2 separate regions of the Homo sapiens genome follow, and region 1 is linked to region 2. A link is an interaction called in ENCODE POLR2A ChIA-PET data of the cell type or tissue named here. Cell type or tissue: CD4-positive, alpha-beta T cell. All regions are shown on one strand. Each heading gives the region's core, and the rest is flanking DNA. Links, peaks and the distances in the headings are about the cores only.

Region 1 (7,230 bases), core at 1,080-6,079, 330 kb before region 2:
CAGCCAGTTTCCTAACTTGTACAGGCCTCATTTTCCTCATCTGTCAATGCTGGGGGCAATCTAAGCTTCTCAAACTGATGGGGAGTCACATATTGGGAGTGCAGAGTCCCTGAACAAACACGCTACAGCATCTAAAGGCTTGATTTTACTGGAGTTTCTGCCCCACCGTGGAAATATTAATACAAAATGTTTCAATGTTAAAACAGTTATGGACAACTCAACAATAAAAAAACATAATAATTTGGCTGAGCACAATGGCTTACACCTGTAATCCCAGAACTTTGGGAGGCCGAGGCAGATGGATCACTTGAGGTCAGGGGTTTGAAACTAGCCTGACCAACACGGTGAAACCCAGTCTCTACTAAAAATACAAAAATTAGCTGGTGTGGTAGCAGGCGCTTGCAATCCCAACTACTCGGGAGGCTGAGGCAGGAGAATTGTGTGAACCCAGGAGGTGGAGGTTGAAGTGAGCTGGAATTGCACCACTGCACTCCAGCTTGGGCGAAGCGAGACTGTCTCAAAAAAATAATAGTAATAATAATAATTTTAAAATGTGCAAAGGACTTGAATAGGCATTTCTCAAAGATGATATGTAAATGGACAATAAGCACAAGAAAAGATATTCAACATCATTAGCCATTAGGAAAATGCAAATCAAAACCACAGTGAAATATCATTTCATACACACTAGGATGGCTGTAATAAAAAAAGAGGGGCAGACTGGGCATGGTGGCTCACAGCTGTAATCCTAGCAGTTTGGGGGCCAAGACAGGAGGATCATGTGAGCCCAGGAGTTCAAGACCAGCTTGGGCAACATAGTGAGATCCCATCTCTACAAAAAATTTTAATTAAAAAAAAATTAGCCAGGTGTCATGACATGCACCTGTAGTCCCATCTACTCGAGAGGCTGAGGTGGAGGATCGCTTGAACCTGGGAGTTCAAGGCTGCAATGAGTCATGATCAAGCCACTGCGCTCCAGCCTGGGCAACAGAGTCTGTCTCAGAAAAAAAAAGCGAGAGAGACAAATGTTGGCAAGGGTATGGGAATATTGGAACCCTCCCAGATTGCTGGCGGAAATGTAAAATGACACAGCCTCTGTGGGAAACAGTTTGGCAGTTCCTCAAAAAGTTAAACATAGAGTTACCATATAACCCAGAAATTCTACTCCTAGCTATACATTTCTGGATAATTGAAAACATATCTCCATACAAAAACTCATATATCAATATTCATAGCAGCATTATTCATAATAGCCAAAACATGGAAACAACCTAAATGGCTATAAACTGATGAATGAATAAATAAAATGTGGACTATTCATACCACAGAATACAGTTCAGCCATAAAAAGGAATGAAGTACTAACACACGGCAGAACATAGATGAGCCTTGAAAATACCGAAGTAAGTGTAAGAAGCCAGACACCAAATGCCACAGATTAACACGATTCCATTTACATGAAATGTCCTAAATAGGCAAATCCATAAAGGCAGAGTGGATTGGTTGCCAGGGATTGAGAGGAGGGGAACATGGGAGAATGACTGCTAATGGTACAAAGTTTCTTTTTGGGGCTGATGACAATGTTCTGAATTGTACACTTTAAAAGGGCGTATTTTATGGTACATAAACTTTATCTCAATAAAAAGAGTTCTATTGAACATTTTAAAAAGCTGGCTAGGGGCCTCATTTTCCTCATCTGTCAATGGTGGGGACAATCTAAGCTTCTCAAACTGACGGCGGGTCATGTATTGGGAGTACACAGTCCCTGAACAAACACATCCGCAGCATCTAAAGGGTTGATTTTACTGGAGTTTCTGCCCCACCATGGAAATATTAATACAAAATATTTCTTTTTTTTTTTTTTGAGACAGAGTCTCGGATCTGTCACCCAGGCTAGAGTGCAGTGGGGCAATCTTGGCTCGCTGCAACCTCCGCCTCCCGGGTTCTCGCCATTCTCCTGCCTCAGACTCCCGAGTAGCTGGGACTGCAGGCGCCCTGCCACCACGCCCGGCTAATTTTTTGTATTTTTAGTAGAGACGGGGTTTCTCCATGTTAGCCAGGATGGTCTCAATCTCCTGACCTCGTGATCCGCCCTCCTTGGCCTCCCAAAGTGGTGGGATTACAGGCGTGAGCCACCGCGCCCGGCCCAATACAAAATATTTCAATGTTAAAACATTTATAGACAACTCAACATAAAAAATATAATAATTTGGCCAGGTGCAGTGGTTCACTCCTGTAATCCCAGCACTTTGGGAGGCCGAGGCGGGCAGATCACCTGAGGTCAGGGGTTTGAGACCAGCCTGGCGAACATGGTGAAATCCTGTCTCTACTAAAAATACAAAAATTAGCCCAGTGTGGTGGCAGGCACGTGTAGTCCCAGCTACTCGGGAGGCTGAGGCACAAGAATCACTTGAACCCGGGAGGTGGAGGTTGCAGTGAGCCGAGATGGCACCACTGCACTCCAGCCTGGGCGATAGAGCAAGACTCTGTCTCAAAAAAAATAAAAAATAAAAAATAAAAAGCTGGCTAGGCATGGTGGCTCATGCCTGCAATCCCAGCACTTTGGGAGGTCAAGGTGGAAGAATTGCTTGAGCCCAGGAGTTTGAGACCAGACTGGGCAACATAGTGAGACCCTTGCCTCCTCAAAAAATTAGTCAGGCTTGGTGGCTCATGCCTGTAGCTACAGATGCAGAGCACCCAGCTACAGAGCGACAGAGCAGGACCTACCTCAAAAAAATAAAAAAAAAAGTTGCAGATGTATTGTGGAATAAAATGCAGACTCCGCATGGGCATTTTTAAAATACTTTTGTTATTTTTGTAAAACTGAAAGTTTATTATTTTGAAAGTTTTCAAATAATAAAAGCTAAAAGAAGAAACATAGAGATAAGCATACTTTAGTGAACGTTCTTTCAGATGCCCTAATAATGATATTGTTAGGATGTTGATTGGTGCTTAATTTTATATACAAGGAGTTATGCCTTAATCGGGGGTGGGTTGACATGCTATCTTCCTTGGTCTGCGCAATCCCCCTCTCTGCTTTTATTTTTATTTTTCCCACCCCATTTCCTATCCCATCCCATTTTCCATCCCCTCAACCTTTAATCTTTTTTTAAATACATACAGTGGCATGATCATAGCTTATGCCATGAGCTATGAGTGTCTGTTCTCACACTTGAGCCTCTAACTCCTAGGCTCAAGCACTCCTCCCATCTCAGCCTCCTGAATAGTTAGGACTACAGGTGTGTGCCACCATGCCTATCTAATTTTTTAATTTTTTGTGGAGATGGGCTCTTGCTGTGTTGGGGTCAGGCTGATGAACTCCTGGGCTCAAGCATTCTCCCTCTTCTGTCTCTGGAGTAGCTGGGACTATGGGCATGTGCCACGACACCCAGCCCTTTAATCATTCTTACTGGCATTTTGGGGGTGTTAGAAAATGTGTATCATTTCAAGAGATGAATTCTAATATCTATATATAAAGAGTAGTAAGTTACACATCTCTTCTTCCTAAAAGTGGCAGTCTATCAGAGAAGGGATAATGGCAGGGGCCTGGAGGGCGTGAGTGTTGGCAGGCTTGACAGTGGTGGCCCAGTGCTGTTGAGCTATGAGATTGTCACCCAGGCCTTAAAAATCTACCATGGGGATAATTGGGAAAGTCCCGTTTCCACTGCTGGAGGCCATCCCATTAGCTAGGTCGGTGAGTGTCTCAAGGGCCCAGGCTTGGGTAGGAGACAGTGGGGAAGCAGGTATTACCTGCCTCATACCTGTAAGGATGGCTGGCAGGAGAGAATGCCTGGCACAGGCACCAAGTGCTTGGTTACTGTTCGTTATTGATGTTATTATAATGTTTCTCTCACCTGAAGGTAAGACAAGATAGTAATCTTGGGCCTGAAAGCCAGCTGGCTGGTAAATTTAGAGCTTCATCCAGCGAAGTCTGGGGATCCAGACTATACTCAGGTCCTGGGCTTGGGGGAATATGCAGAGCTGTTTCAGAGGACAGACAGGAAGGGAACTGGTCTCACCAACACCTTTGGGGGTTTCCGGTTTCCCCTTCCTGCACTATTACCTCACGTGGCAGCTGAATACGCAGGGCAGGGATTCTTCTTCCTGTTTCCTCACACAGAGGAGGAAATTGAGGGACAAAGACAGGAAGTGACTTGTATTAGGCCGTTCTTGCATTGCTATAAAGAAATACCAGAGATTTGGTAATTTATGAAGAAAAGAGGTTTAATTGGCTCACAGTTCTGCAGGCTTTATAGGAAGCATAGTCCTGGCATCTGCTTGGCTTTTGAGGAGGCGTCAGGAAACTTGCCATCATGGCAGAAGGTGAAAGGTGAGCAGGCACGTCATATGGTGAAGGCAGGAACAAGGTGGAGGGGACGTGCCACACACATTTAAACTACCAGATCTTGTGGGAACTCAGAGAAAGAGCTCACTTATCATGAAGGGGATGGCCCAGGTCATTCATAAGGGATCCACCCCCATGATCCAAACACCTCCCACCAGGCTCTACCTCCAACACTGGGGACTACAATTTGACATGAGATTTGGTAGGGACATACAGTCAAACTACATCATTCTGCCCATGGCCCCCACAAATCTCATGTCCTTCTCACATTGCAAAATACAATTATGCCTTTACAACAGTCCCCTAAAATCTTATTTGTTTTTTGTTTTTTTTTGAGACAGAGTTTCACTCTTGTTGCCCAGGCTGAAGTACAATGGTGCGACCTCGGATCACTGCGACCTCGGATCACTGCAACCTCTGCCTCCCAGGTTCAAGTGATTCTCCTGCCTCAGTCTCTGGAGTAGCTGGGATTGCAGGTACCCACCACCATGCCTGGCTAATTTTTAAATATTTTTAGTAGAGATGGCGTTTCACCATGTTGGCCAGGCTGGTCTTGAACTCCTGACCTCAGGTGATCCACCCGCCTCGGCCTCCCAAAATGCTGGGATTATAGGTGTGAGCTACCGTGCCTGGCCTAATTTTATTTTTTTGAGACAAGTTCTTGCTCTGTCACCCTGGCTGGAGTGCAGTGGTGCTATCTCGGCTCACTGCAACCTCCACCTTCCAGGCTCAAGTGCTCCTCCCATCTCAGCCTCCAGAGTAGCTAGGACCACAGGCACATGCCACCATGCCTGGCTAATTTTTATATTTTTTTTGTAGAGTTGGGGTTTCACCATGTTGCCCACGCTGGTCTTGAACTCCTGGACTTGAGTGATCCATCCACCTTAGCCTCCCAAAATGCTGGGATTACAGGTATGAGCTACTGCTCCTGGCCTACTTATTTATTCATTTTAAAAATTGTTTTATCAACTCCCAAGCACTTAGACTCCAAAGTCTTAACTCATTCCAGCATTAACTCAAAAGTCCCCCAGCCTGACCAACATGGTGAAAACCTGTCTCTACTAAAAATACAAAAATTAGCCGGGCTTGGTGGCACGCGCTTGTAATCCCAGCTACTCAGGAGACTGAGGCAGGAGAATTGCTTGAACCCGGGAGGCAGAGGTTGCAGTGAGCCAAGATCGAGCCACTGCACTCCAGCCTGGGTGACAGAGCAAAAATCCTACTCAAAAAAAAAAAAAAAAAAAAAGTCTCAAGTCCAAAGTCTTAGCTAGAGATGAGTCCCTTCCACCTAGGAGCCTGTAAAATCAAAAAGAAATTATTTACCTCCAAGATACAGTGGGGGTATAGGCATTGAGTAAACATTATCATTTCAAAAGGGAGAATTTGGCCAAAAGAAAGGGGCTACAGGCCCCATGCAAGTCCAAAATCCAGAAGCCATTCATTAAATCTTTTTTTTTTTTTTTTTTTTTGAGATGGAGTCTCATTCTGTCACCCAGACTGGAGTGCAGTGGTGAGATCTTGGCTCACTGTAACCTCCGCCTCCCAGGTTCAAACCATTCTCCTGCCTCAGCCTCCCAAGTAGCTGGGACTACAGGCATGTGCCACCATGCCCAGCTAATTTTTTTTTTTTTTTTTTTTGAGATGGCATTTTGCTCTTGTCGCCTAGGCTGGAGTGCAATGGTGGGATCTCGGGTCACTGCAACCTCCTCCTCCCAGGTTCAAGCAATTCTCCTGCCTCAGCCTCCTGAGTAGCTGGGATTACAGGTGCCCACGACCACGCCCAGCTAATTTTTTGTGTATTTTTAGTAGAGACAGTGTTTCACCATGTTGGTCAGGCTGGCCTCGAACTCCTGACCTCAGGTGATCCACCTGCCTTGGCATCCCAAAGTGCTGGGATTACAGGCATGAGCCATCGCATCTTGCCTAATTTTTGCATTTTTAGTAGAGATGGGGTTTCACCATGTTGGCCAGGCTGATCTTGAACTCCTGACCTCAGGTGATCTGCCCACCTCAGCCTCCCAAAGTCCTGGTGTTAGATATGAGTCCTAAATTTCTCTTCAAAGAGTCAATATGTCAGTATGTTCCATTCTTTGCCTTCTACTTTTAAACTTAACTTCCTCATAAAGCAACCTTTTTCCATCACCTGCTCCACCCTGACTCATTCCGATTACCTGCTCCACCCTGACTCATTTCAATTACCTGCTCCGCCCTGACTCATTCTCCACCCTGACTCATTCCATAACCATTTTTCCTGCCAAACCACTTACCTCATCACTCTCTTTAAATTAGCCAATCAGAATTAGTTTAGCCTGTGCAGTCTAACCCTAGCCAATAGGGGAACAACACAGCAGCAGGAGAAATTCTTCCCCTCCCTTGCCCAGGTTTGCACTCACCATTGCTCCATCTGTGAGGGCGCACCCTTCTATAGAAGTAAATTGCCTTGCTGAGACGAAAAAAAGAAAATTTTATATTCAAGTGCTATTTCTTTTGCTGCACCAAAACTTTATAACACTGGGATTACAGGCATGAGCCACTGCGCCCAGCCCATTCATTAAATCTTAATGCTCCAAAACAATCTTCTTTGACTCCATATCCTGCATTCAAGGCACACTGGTGGGAAGGGTGGGTTCCCAAGGCCTTGGGCAGCTCTGCCCCTGTGACTTTTCCATGCTGAAATTGCAAGCCATTGGTGGCTCTAACATTCCTGGGTCTGGAGGATGGCAGCCTCCTTCCAACAGCTCCACCAGGCAGTGCCCCACTGGGGACTCTGTGTGTGGGGTCTAACTCCACATTTCCCCTTGGCACTGCCCTAGTAGAGATTCTCTGTGAGGGCAGTGCTACAGCAGCAGGCTTCTGCCCAGACACCCAGGCTTTCCTCATACATCC
Region 2 (5,000 bases), core at 1-5,000:
CTTTTATTCTTTTCTGCCATTGTATGTATACATAAATAAATCCGCAAATAATAATGAGAGTGCAGAAAGAATTAAGCTGCCAAATGTATTTCCTGTTGTGAACAAATAAAGGTAGAGGTCTTCTCTCCCAAAAAGAATAATCATAGGCTAGGCACGGCAGCCTACTTTGGGAGGCTGAGGTGGCCCGATCACTTGAGGCCAGGAGTTCAAGACTAGCCTAGCCAACATGGTGAAACCCTGTGGCTCAAGCCTGTAATCCTAGCACTTTGGGAGGCCCAGGCAGGTGGATCACCTGAGGTCAGGAGTTTGAGACCAGCCTGGCCAACATGGTGAAACACTGTCTCTACTAAAAATAGAAAAATTAGCTGGGCATGGTGGCACATGCCTGAGCACATGGTAATCCCAGCTGCTTGAAAGGCTGAGGCAAGAGAATCGCTTGAACCCGGGAGACGGGGGTTGCAGTGAGCCAAGATTGCACCACTGCACTCCAACCTGGACAACAAGAGCGAGACTCTGTCTCAAAAAAAAAAAAAAAAAAAAAAAAAATCAAACCATGACAGGGCTTATAACTTTAGTTACTTGAGTGCAAGTGTTAAGATTTGGTCTTGGTTTTCAGTCAGAAATTCACATATACAATCAATCAGATTAACTTCTCTATACTCAAGAGCTGAGTCCCCCTCAGTTCTTAGGAGATACACACATTCCCCTAGGCTTCAAGCCAGCCTCCTTCTAGATTACTTCTCCTTCAAGCCTGTCCCTGCCTACACTGGCAGTCCTGCACCATGTGCTTCCTCAGCATGGTACAAATGGTTGCTTATAGCTCTGTTATGCTTTTTCATCCTGGGAGCATAGAAGAAACTCAACCAGAGAAAGTTAGGAGGACTTTGTGAGAAAGTGGCATTTGAGCTTTAAAGGATGAGGAATTTTTCAGTAAGCAAAGATAGGCTAAAAGGAAAGCTGGAGCAAAGGCAGGGAAGGAAGGGAGTGTTCGGGATATGTTTGGGGAATAGCTCTGTTTACTTGTATGGGAACATAGGCATCATAAAACTTGTAATCCAGCATGAGGTTGGAAGGGCATTGTTGGGGATAGATCTTGGGGATTTGAAAATGTAAAAGAATATGAACCTTTGTATGGTGGGAAACCTTTGAATTTTTTTTTAGTAAAATTTATCTCAAGGCTTATGTTTATAGGCCCTAAAATTCAGAAATGATACTGTAAATAAAGGAATTGACAAGTACTTGTGGAAAGCAATTCAGTCTTTAAGGATGGCTTTTTTTTTTTCATCTCTGAGACAGTCTAGTTCTGTTGCCCAGGCTGGGGTGCAGTGGTGCGATCTCGGCTCATTGCAACTTCTGCCTCCCGGGTTCAAACGATTCTCATGCCTCAGCCTACTGAGTAGCTGGGATTACAGGCACCTGCCACCACGCCTGGCTGATTTTTGTATTTGGAGTAGAGACAGGGTTTCACCATGTTGGCCAGGCTGGTCTCGAACTCCTGACCTCAGGTGATCCACTTGTCTCGGCCTCCTAAAGTGCCGGGATTATAGGTGTGAGCCACCGTGCCCAGCTTTATTATTTGTTTTTAAATTTTTATTTGTCTTTGCTTTCTTTTGGATTGATTTAGAATTTATTTCAAGTATTCTGGTTTTTTTTTGTTTTTGTTTTTCCTATTGGCTTAGCCATACCTCTTTATTTTCTTTTATTTTTTATTTTTTTGAGCCATGGTTCACTCTGTTTCCCAGGCTGGAGTGCAGTGGCACCATCAGGGTTCACTGTAGTCTCCACCTACCAGGCTCAGATGATCCTCCCGTCTTAGCCACCCAAGTAGCTAAGTTTTGTACATTTTTGTAGAGACAGGGTCTGGTGGTGTTGGTGACCAGGCTGGTCTCAAACTTCTGGTGTCAAGCAATTTTCCTGTTGTGGCCTCCCAAAGTGCTGGGATTATAGGTGTGAGCCACCACACCTGGCCTGCTTTACTTCTTGGTGGTGGTTTTAAGACAGTGGTTCTCAAAGTTTGGTGTGGGGACCTCTAGGTTCCTAAGACTCTTTCAAGGGAGCCACAAGGTCAAAGCTGTTTTAATAATAATATGAAAACATTACATGCCTCTGTCACATTTGGTACATTCACAAATATACCATGGAATTTTCCAGGGGGCACATGACATATTTGAATGCAGAAGGCAATGAGACTTCAGCTGTATTCTAAGCGAGATGTTTAAAGAGATTTCCAAAATGTAAAACTGCCACTCTTAACTGAATTGCTTTAGTTTTGGAAAACAGTTACTTTTCACAAAAAATTATATTATTGTTATATGTATTGTTATATAATAGATTTGCTAATGTTATTTTAAAATAATGCTTTATTTTTTCTCAGTTTAACTTAATTTCTAATATGAAAAATTTTGATAGCTATAACCCATACGAATAAAAGCTCTTTGCGGTCCTCAGTGTTTTAAGAATATAAAGGGATATTTATACTCTTTGTACCTACACATTTGAAAAAACAGTGTTGTAAGGTTTACAGTATGCATATTTATCTTATCACAATCTACCATTAAGTCCTATATTTACCCACATATTTACCATTTCCAGCACTCTTCATTCTCTCATGTAGATTTGAATTTCCATCTGGAATCATTTTCCTTTAGCCTAAAGAATTTCCTTTAACATTTCTAGTATTTCAGATCTACTGTTGATGCATTTTGTCAGCTTTTGTTTGTCTGAAGAAAGGTATTTATCTTACCACTTTTTAAAAAGTAGTCTTTATTTTTAAAGCAATTTTAGTTCTGTTTTGGCATAGCAAAATTGAACAGGAAGTACGGAGAGTTTCCATATACCCCCTGTCACTACACACGCACAAGCTTCCCTTTCTGTCAACATCAAAGCACAAGAGTGGTACTTTGTTACAATTGATGAATCTACTATGACACATTATTACCACCCAAAGTCCATAATTTACATTAGGGTTCATTCTTGGTATTGTACATTTGTGGGTTTTAACAAAGGTATCGTGTCATCTATATAGCATCATAGTAACGTACAGAATAGTTTCACTGCCCTAAAAATCATTTGAGCTGCTGCTTACTCATCATGCCTTCTCTCCTCATCCCTCTTCCCCAGTTCCTGGTAACCACTGATCTTTTTACAGTCTTCATAGTTTTGCTTTTTCCAGAATGTCATATAGTTAGCTACAGTAGGTAGCCTTTTCAGATCGGCTTCATTCACTTAGCAATATGCATTGAGGCTTCCACCATGTCTTTTCATGGCCTGATAGCTCATTTCGTTTTAGCACTGAATGTCTGAGTGCGCCGCAGTTTGTTTATCATTCACTTACTGAAGGACATCTTGGTTGCTTCCAACTTTTGGCAATTATAAATAAAGCTACTAAAAACATCCATGTACAGGTTTATTATGACAGATACTCTCACTGGATATGGAATTCTAAATTTATATTTTCTTCCTTTCAACACTTAAAAGATGTTTCCATTTTTTAATAATAGTTTCTAATAAAAATATAATTATCTTTTTCCCCCATATGTCTTGATTTTGCCTTTTATAAACAGTTTTTAGCGGTTTGTGGTATACCTTGGTTTTGTTTTCTTTGTGTTTAATCTGCTTGTGATTCTTGTACATTTTAGATCCATGATTGGTAGTTTTCATCAAATATGGAAATTTTTTCAAATATATCTTTTTATACCATTGTCCCTTTTCCTGGGACTCCAATTACATACATGTTATTAAACCGCTTGATACTGTCTCACAGAGCACCACATCTCTGTCAAATTTTTTTCAGCTCTTTTCTCCCTGTGCTTCAGTTTGCGTGGTTTCTGTTGGCCTCTATTTAAAGTTCACTGATTTACCTTCTGCTGTATTGAATTAGCTAAGCTCATCCATTGATTCATTTTAAAATTTCAGTTATATTTTTCTGCTCTCAAATTTTAATTTGCATATTTTTTAATAGTTTTAATTTCTTTTTTATTTTTAACAGTGCTGATAAATACCTTTCACTTCATTGTATTTTTCATATTTTATTTTATTTTATTTTTTTTCAAGACAGGGTCTCACTCTGTTGCCCAGGCTGGAGTTCGGTGGTGCGATCTCGGCTCACTGCAACCTCCGCTTCCCAGGTTTAAGTGATTCTCCTGCCTTAGCCTCCCAAGTAGCTGGGATTACAGGTGCCTGCTACCACGCCCAGCTAATTTTTGTATTTTTATGGGGTTTTGCCCTGTTGGCCAGGCTGGTCTCAAACTCCTGACCTCAAGTGATCTGCCCATCTGGGCTTCCCAAAGTGCTGGGATTACAGGTGTGAGTCGTCGTGCCCAGCCATTTTTACTTCATTTAAATGTCCGCTTTTTGTAGTCAAGTCCCAGAATAAAATGCTATTTTTAGGAATATGTTTAACTGAAAAACTGCATTTAAGTGTTGGCAGTTAAGCAAACTAACTTTGCATGATAAAGCCCCTATCAAGTATCTCATACTTAAGCAAATACCCCCAAATCATAGTTTGTAGCTTTATTGTAGCTTTTTTCAAAATACATTTTATACCATGTGTTCCCCAGGAAATCCCTGATATCTTCCTGTCAGGTCAAAGAAACAAGAAACACAATAGGACAGTGATTATATTTTTAAGTATTAAGGGGGTTAGAGTCCCAGGTATTCTATATGCAGACCACTATACTTATATTTGTGTGTTTTTTATTTTGTTTTTTTTTTTTGCTTTTTATTTGTGTGTTTTAATAAGTTTCTGATCCATAGGCTTACATTTTTATAGAAGCTACAGTTTGAGTTCCATGACCAGATAAAGACAGGGCAGCCCTGTGATCTACAAGATTGAAGGGTGGCTTGACGCAGTGGCTCACACCTGTATAATCCTAGCACTTTGGGATGCCAAAGCAGGTGGATCCCTCAAGCCCAGGAGTTTGAGACCAGACTGAGCAACATGGCAAAACCATTAAAAAATGCAAAAAAAAAAATTAGGCATGTTGGTGCACATGTGTAGT

What was found. ChIA-PET counts read pairs that join two places held together with the same protein. Peaks named below come from ENCODE experiments on the same cell type or tissue, not always from the same donor. Only the 100,000 strongest peaks of a DNase experiment are listed, where the experiment ranks them.
Region 1: POLR2A ChIA-PET joins it to region 2 with 5 read pairs; 6 of 35 experiments call an interaction of 5 or more read pairs at or near these places.

The regions. Positions count from the first base shown.
Region 1 is chr3:47,359,741-47,366,970 of GRCh38, reverse strand. No RefSeq gene overlaps it. Among named protein-coding and RNA genes, the nearest start is that of PTPN23, 18 kb to the left of the region's middle. RefSeq lists an enhancer at 3,425-4,624. In CD4-positive, alpha-beta T cell, for the core only: no CTCF peak of the experiment used is centred there; a DNase peak (open chromatin) is centred at 4,060; H3K27ac peaks cover 985 bases.
Region 2 is chr3:47,029,199-47,034,198 of GRCh38, reverse strand. All of the region lies in intron 18 of SETD2 (SET domain containing 2, histone lysine methyltransferase), which reads left to right. Among named protein-coding and RNA genes, the nearest start is that of NBEAL2, 52 kb to the right of the region's middle. In CD4-positive, alpha-beta T cell, for the core only: no CTCF peak of the experiment used is centred there; a DNase peak (open chromatin) is centred at 2,858; H3K27ac peaks cover 619 bases.